Regions from separate parts of the Mus musculus genome. Here region 2 is linked to region 1. Evidence: chromatin contacts called from ENCODE Hi-C or POLR2A ChIA-PET data. All regions are on one chromosome and are shown on one strand. The core of a region is the stretch at or near the end of the contact, and the rest is flanking DNA. Distances in the headings are between cores, read along the strand shown. Region 1 holds the start of Sem1 (SEM1, 26S proteasome complex subunit). Region 2 holds the start of Dlx5 (distal-less homeobox 5).

What was found. A loop is a pair of places that touch in the nucleus more often than their neighbours do. ChIA-PET counts read pairs that join two places held with the same protein, here RNA polymerase II (POLR2A).
Region 2: a map of left cerebral cortex shows a loop between it and region 1 (2.1-fold over the local background). The contact joins the promoter of Dlx5 here to the promoter of Sem1 in region 1. A Hi-C loop is called at or near these places in 3 of 37 maps with a recorded cell type or tissue (Patski, left cerebral cortex and regulatory T cell). POLR2A ChIA-PET finds 5 or more read pairs at or near these places in 1 of 5 experiments (Patski).

Annotation. Positions count from the first base shown.
Region 1 is chr6:6,576,990-6,580,106 of GRCm38, reverse strand. It overlaps Sem1 (SEM1, 26S proteasome complex subunit), which reads left to right and starts at 1,449. Exons shown (of 3, transcript NM_009169.2): 1 at 1,449-1,628. The coding sequence starts at 1,553.
Region 2 is chr6:6,880,599-6,883,715 of GRCm38, reverse strand. It overlaps Dlx5 (distal-less homeobox 5), which reads left to right and starts at 1,648. Exons shown (of 3, transcript NM_010056.3): 1 at 1,648-2,184. The coding sequence starts at 1,830.

The sequences.
Region 1 (3,117 bases), core at 200-2,699:
CTCAATGAGAGGTAACCACTATTGGGTTATTCTATGGTCATATCTATCACTCACTGTCTTGATTACATTAATTGGAATGGAAAGGCCTGCCCACTATGGGCTAGCCATTCCCTAGGCAAGGGATCCTGGACTGTGTAAGCTTAGAGACAGCGATGCACCCAAATAGCAAGCACACATTTATTCTCTGCTCTTGACTGTGGATGTGAGAGCGGCTTCAAGTTTCTTCCTTGACATTCCTGCAGTGATGGAGTACAACTTAGAATTATAAGCCAAATGAGCTTTTCTCCCCTGAGCTGCTTTTTTGCCGGGGTATTTTATCATAGCAATGGAAATGGAATTAGGAAAGAGTGTTTGTATAAAATAAAGTATTTTTTACAAAATATGTTCCACTTTCTACTTTCTGATATATCTTTTTAAAAAAACATACAATATTCATATTTATATCCATAAATTGTTCAAACATTTTTCCCATGTTTTTTTAAAAATTCTCTGGCACGGGGTAGTGAGCCATTGGGGATATATTTCTAGCCCTCTGTTTACTTTTAATTTAGGGACACAGTTTCACTAAGTTGTCCAGCCTGATTTTACACTCATTGTATCCAAGGATGCCTTCTGCCCCAACTTCCTCAGTAGTAGGGCTTATAGACCTTCTTCAATTTTTATATATCAAATAGAGTTATTCTTGCACCTGTAACTATGTGTGTTATATGTATAGCCTTAAGTGTGGTGCTGAAAATAAATAAATTATACTAAAGAGAAATTAAGTACCTCATATAAGAGCCCTTTAGATGCAATAGAACACAGATTTATTAGCCTGGCAAATACGTGTTACTGTGTGGTTAGACACTAACTTTTCTCCTATCTTTCATTGTCTTGTTCTTTTCCATGGGTCACAATTAAAACAAAGAAAGCAAAACCAAATCATATCTTTTGAACAACAGTACAACGTTACATCATTTTTTTTTTTTTTTACTTGTTTATTTTTTACATCAACCTGTCAACTAGTTAGAACAGAAACCCTACGGAACACAATTGTAAGGTCAAGGAGCACAGCACAAAGGAAAGGTTGGAGGACAGTCAGAATTGTCTAGCATATGAGTGCCTCTGGCTGCCTTTGGTCCCGGGTTCCCTGTGATGTGGAGATATTTAACAGCATGCTCAAGGCTAGGTTTGAGTAGTGGAATAATGTAATAAGCTCTTAACTTATGTTACTTTATCTTTCCAGATTTCTGTTAGTGATTGTAAGCTAAATAATGGCCTTTAGTAATTTAATACACTGTAAATCTTTCACACGTAGGCAACTATATGAATAATAAAACGAACGAACACACTATAAAACAAAACAGTTCACTGTTTCAAGACGGGAGGACCTACTACAACCGCAGGACGCTCTGGGAGGACCTTCGCTGTCCCAGCATTCCTCGCGCTGCCCCGCAGCTCTTTCCCTCTCGTCTCTATGGTTGCGCCGGCGTTGTCAGGATCGGCGCCTCCGGAGTACTGAGGCTTCCGACTTTGCGGCCGGTCCGAGCAGCTTGGGTCTTGGCGCGGCGCGATGTCCGAAAAGAAGCAGCCGGTCGACTTGGGTCTCTTGGAAGAGGACGACGAGTTCGAGGAGTTTCCCGCGGAAGGTAACCGCCAGGCCGCGCGCTGGGCCTGGGGCCTCCGGTGGGGCGGCGCCGGGCCTGCTCTCTGCGGGAATGAGCTGGGCCCAGCAGCGCGGATCCGGGCGCGGCCTCCGGGGGCCCCGGCCTCGGCCTCCGCGTCCCGGTAGCCGTCGCTTCATGGCGCGGCCCAGTGTTTTGCGCCTCGTCGCTGGGAGGAACCAGGTGAAGCTGGGCCCACGGTGCTGCGAGCTTGTGGCCCTTTAACTTCAACCCGGGACTCTCCGCATCTGCACAGTCTCTTGTTTTGCTTCGGTTTCCAAGCCTCCCCTTGGTAGTAAACTTCAGAGTCCCACTGTTGCCCAGGGCAGCCAGTGCTGTGTACCTCTCGGATAGCGCGAATGAGCCCCGAGAAGTGGGATGATAGAGTCGTTCGTGTGTGTTGTATTCATTACAGATTTTGCCTCAATTTCTGCTTCTCTCCATTTACGGTCACGTGAATTAACCCAAGCTTTATAAAAGTCTTAACCATCTGCCTTCGAAACTAACTTCAATGCTAGGGATGCTTTAGTTTTCTCATTGTAGGTAATAACATAGCTAATGTTGGAAGAGCCTGCTATGATCTTGGGAACGTGAGTGCTTCGCTTCTATTGGCACAATCCATTTCCACAAATATAGGAAGTAGGTATTAATGTACTTACTATTATTCACGTAAGGAAACAGAAGTTTGGAACAATGGAGAAACAGGCCCAGTGTCAACACTGTCCGGAAATGGTGAAACTGAGACGCCTTAATTTACACCAAAGTCCTTAACTTCAGCAGTTATCTTCTGTTTGCTAGGCCTCTTTTTGCCATATTAGTTTTTCAAATTGATTACTTTATTGGCTAATTGTTTTGAGTAGATTTCCCAAATATTTTACCTTGTTTCTAAAAAGTGAGTTAGACTGTGTCTCCATGAAGACCATAGGAAGAGAATTGTGGTTAGTCATGTGCACATACGTGGCATCAAGCAATTATCACTTGACAAAAATTGTACTTAGTTACCCCACCATGATCTCAATGCGCATAAAATCACATCACAGGAACGTTTAGTCTAAGTATAATGTAGTGTTTTAGTTTTAGTGAAAGAGAACATTAGTGTGTATATTATGCAACCTCATAAACCAATTCAGAAGATATATTTCCTCTGAGTTAGGAGTCTATAATATATGATGGGATAGTTTACCTTTTGTTTTGGTAATAAATTTATTTGTTCAGTCTGATGTTTTGTTTTCAGGTTCATTAATAATCCTGTAACAGAGCTTTGTGGTAGAATTGGCTAAGTGAGGGCAGGTTAGATTTCTTATTCCAACTACTTGTTTCAGATGGTCCTTATCCCTTATTACATACAAGCTGCACGGTTAAGACACTTGCTTTGCATTGTAGAGTCAAGCATCTAATCTTGAAGCAATAGAGTTCACGTGTTAAAAAATAAAGATAAATTCTTGCCATTAAGTCTCTAACTCAGAATCTAAAA
Region 2 (3,117 bases), core at 399-2,898, 300 kb before region 1:
ATGGGGCCCATGTGCACCTGAGGCACGTGTTGCTGCTTCCAGTTGCAGCTCCAGATTCCAGAGAGGGACTGACCTCCTGCTTCCAGCTCTCTGACAGAGGCTTGGAGTCCTTGGTTGCCAAAACAAGAACAAAGTAACCTCAGACAAAACTCAGGCAGATTTTCACTTCTTCCCCTGGCAAAAGGGGAACCAGAAGAGGAACCAGAAGATTCCACCCTGAACATTCAATGACACTCCCAGGTTCCTGGCCAAAAGGAGGCCCAAAATAGGATACAACTCATTTTTGAGGGGAGTAGACACAGCATTGAGTGAGGATCAGAACACATTCCTAAGGCCTCACTCAATCATAACTAGAGGAAAAGCCCATGTTGACAAAATAAACTTCTTCTGGTGGTCTGTGGCCAGTGTATGAGTCTTGAACCCTGCTCCCTTTGTACATAAACGAAGATGCTCAGTAGGCAGGAAATAATGGGGGATGCTACAGAACCCAAACTCAAGAATTGAGAGGGGGATTGGAGTGGATGTAGGTAATGGAACCAGGAGAGGGTCGTCCATGATCGAAACCCCATCTCCCAAGCGGACTTGGTTCCTTGCCTACTTTTCGGTCTTCATACTCCATTTGGTCTGGAGGCACACTATAGGTCACACACCCAAATCAATTCACGTTTGCAGGAATCTGGCTCCTGAACTGAGACAAGAGCCATTCTAGAAGCTTCCAAGTAGTCGAGGATATTGAGCAAAAAACCAAAAGGCTGCTCAGCTCTCTGGGAAAGCCAACTAAGAGAGTTCAGGCAGTGGCAAGGTATTCAGGAATGAAAGACATTGATTTTCAGCAGTCCCTGTAAAGACTTCAGTTGCCACTGGGGACGTCTAGATTCTTGGACATCTCTGTGGAGTCCTGAGAAACAGGGGCTTCTGCAAAAGCGCTTGCTGCGTGTCCAACTGTTTTCCAGTTTACAAATTTTCAACATAAATTAGTTGCAACTTGCTTCCCATCATCCCACTAAGACAATGCTGTTCTCCATTTGTTCTCACTGCCATCTAACACTGCTCCTCCTCTGCACACAGTCCCACAGCGGTGCTCTCTCCTACAGTCTCCGTCGGAGGAGGGGGGAGAGGACTGGTAGGTGTGGAGCAAGAAAAGAGCATCAAGAACCGCATCCTCTAAACTGTACTTTTGAGATTGCTGATTGGAACACGTTGTCTTCAAACAGCACGGAGCTAGGCCCTGGGACTGCTTGGTTTGTCGAAGCTATTCACTAAAAAGAGATCGACTGAGACCCTCCCTCCCCCAACAGGGAACAACTCATATTCTCTCTCTCTCTCTCTCTCTCTCTCTCTCTCTCTCTCTCTCTCTCTCTCTCTCACACACACACACACACACACACACACACACACACTCTCTCTCTCCTTGTACGCCTCTCTCTCTCTCTCTCTCTCTCTCTCTCTCTCTCTCTCTCTCTCTCTCTCTCTCTCTCTCTCTTTAAGCAATGCTTTGTTGTGCTAAAACTAGTTGGACGAGTTAGGGTGTTGCTCTGCTCCCGAAGCCCTGGCCAATGGAACCCGATCCACCCCGCTGTGCGTAAGCGCGCAATTAAGGATTTAACCAAGGCTGTGCTGCGCCTCAGCCAGCAGTCAGCCTGCGGGAGACAGAGCCTCCACGACTCCCAGCCTCCTCCTCCTCCTCCTCCCCGCCGCCGCCGCCGCCTCCTCCTCTTCCTCCTCCTCCCTCGCTCCCACAGCCATGTCTGCTTAGACCAGAGCAGCTCCACAGCCAATTCAGGCAGCAGCGGCCGCCGCAGTAGAAGAACAGCCACCGCCCGGGAGCTATGACAGGAGTGTTTGACAGAAGAGTCCCAAGCATCCGATCCGGCGACTTCCAAGCTCCGTTCCCGACGTCCGCCGCCATGCACCACCCGTCTCAGGAATCGCCAACTTTGCCCGAGTCCTCGGCCACCGATTCTGACTACTACAGTCCCGCGGGGGCCGCCCCGCACGGCTACTGCTCTCCTACCTCTGCTTCTTATGGCAAAGCGCTCAACCCCTACCAGTACCAGTACCACGGCGTGAACGGCTCCGCAGCCGGCTACCCGGCCAAGGCTTATGCCGACTACGGCTACGCCAGCCCCTACCACCAGTACGGCGGCGCCTACAACCGCGTCCCGAGTGCCACCAGCCAGCCAGGTAGGCGCGCGGGGGCGGGAGGCAGGTACCCAGGGCATCCGTAACCCCGCGGGCGCCAAGTTGGGTGGTAGATGAGGGCCACGCTGTCCGCACCCATAGAAGGGTGCTTCGCAGAAGCGAGTGGGGGCCTGGGACTGCAAACAGGACAGCACCTCACACCGGCATGGGGGGGGGGGCAGTGGAGGACTTTTGAAGAGGTTTAATCGGGTGTTTTGCCTCTGGCGCTGCTCGAGGATCCCTCCTTAGCTGGATTCCTAGCTGGCCTAGCCAGAAAGCCAGCTTGGCTGCAAAGAGGCTAAGGGATTTGGGGGGCGGGGGGTGGGTGAAATCAAGCAGCCCTAGTGGTGTTTGCGTAATAAAAGGAAAGTTAGTTGGAATTCTGGGTGAGCGTGCTGAGTTGGTGAGATCTAGTCTGGATTAGCCAGCGAAGCGCCCCGAGGCCTCTCATGGAGGGTGCGGGCAGCACACCGGGTGACCTGGGGGCCGGAGGGCTGCAGCCTGACAGAAAAGCGAACAGGGAACTTTGCGGTTTATCCAAGGTATTTCCAAATACAAAAAGTCATTTAAAATAGCGGAGGATTGCCGAGAGTTCACTCTGTTAGAGGGACCCCCCCCCACACACACACACACACTCCATCGAGTGCTCTCTCCGTAAGTGCCTAGAATTTGTCTGCCTTCCTTCTTCCCCACAGACTCCCCTTTCCGTCCACTGTGAAACTTCCTTAGAGCGTTACAGTGGGGTAGAGAGCTTGGGCGGTAAATGAGAGGCGTGAAGTCTCAGTGGAGAAATTTTACTAGTCGATTTTGATCTCCCCTCACCGACACATTAATAAGGCTGCTAATATTAGCATCCCCTACTCCAGTAGAGCGGAGACCGCAGCCCTCCCTCCTTCTCCACCCTTCCTCTGGCAGCAGCTTCATACACCGACTCTT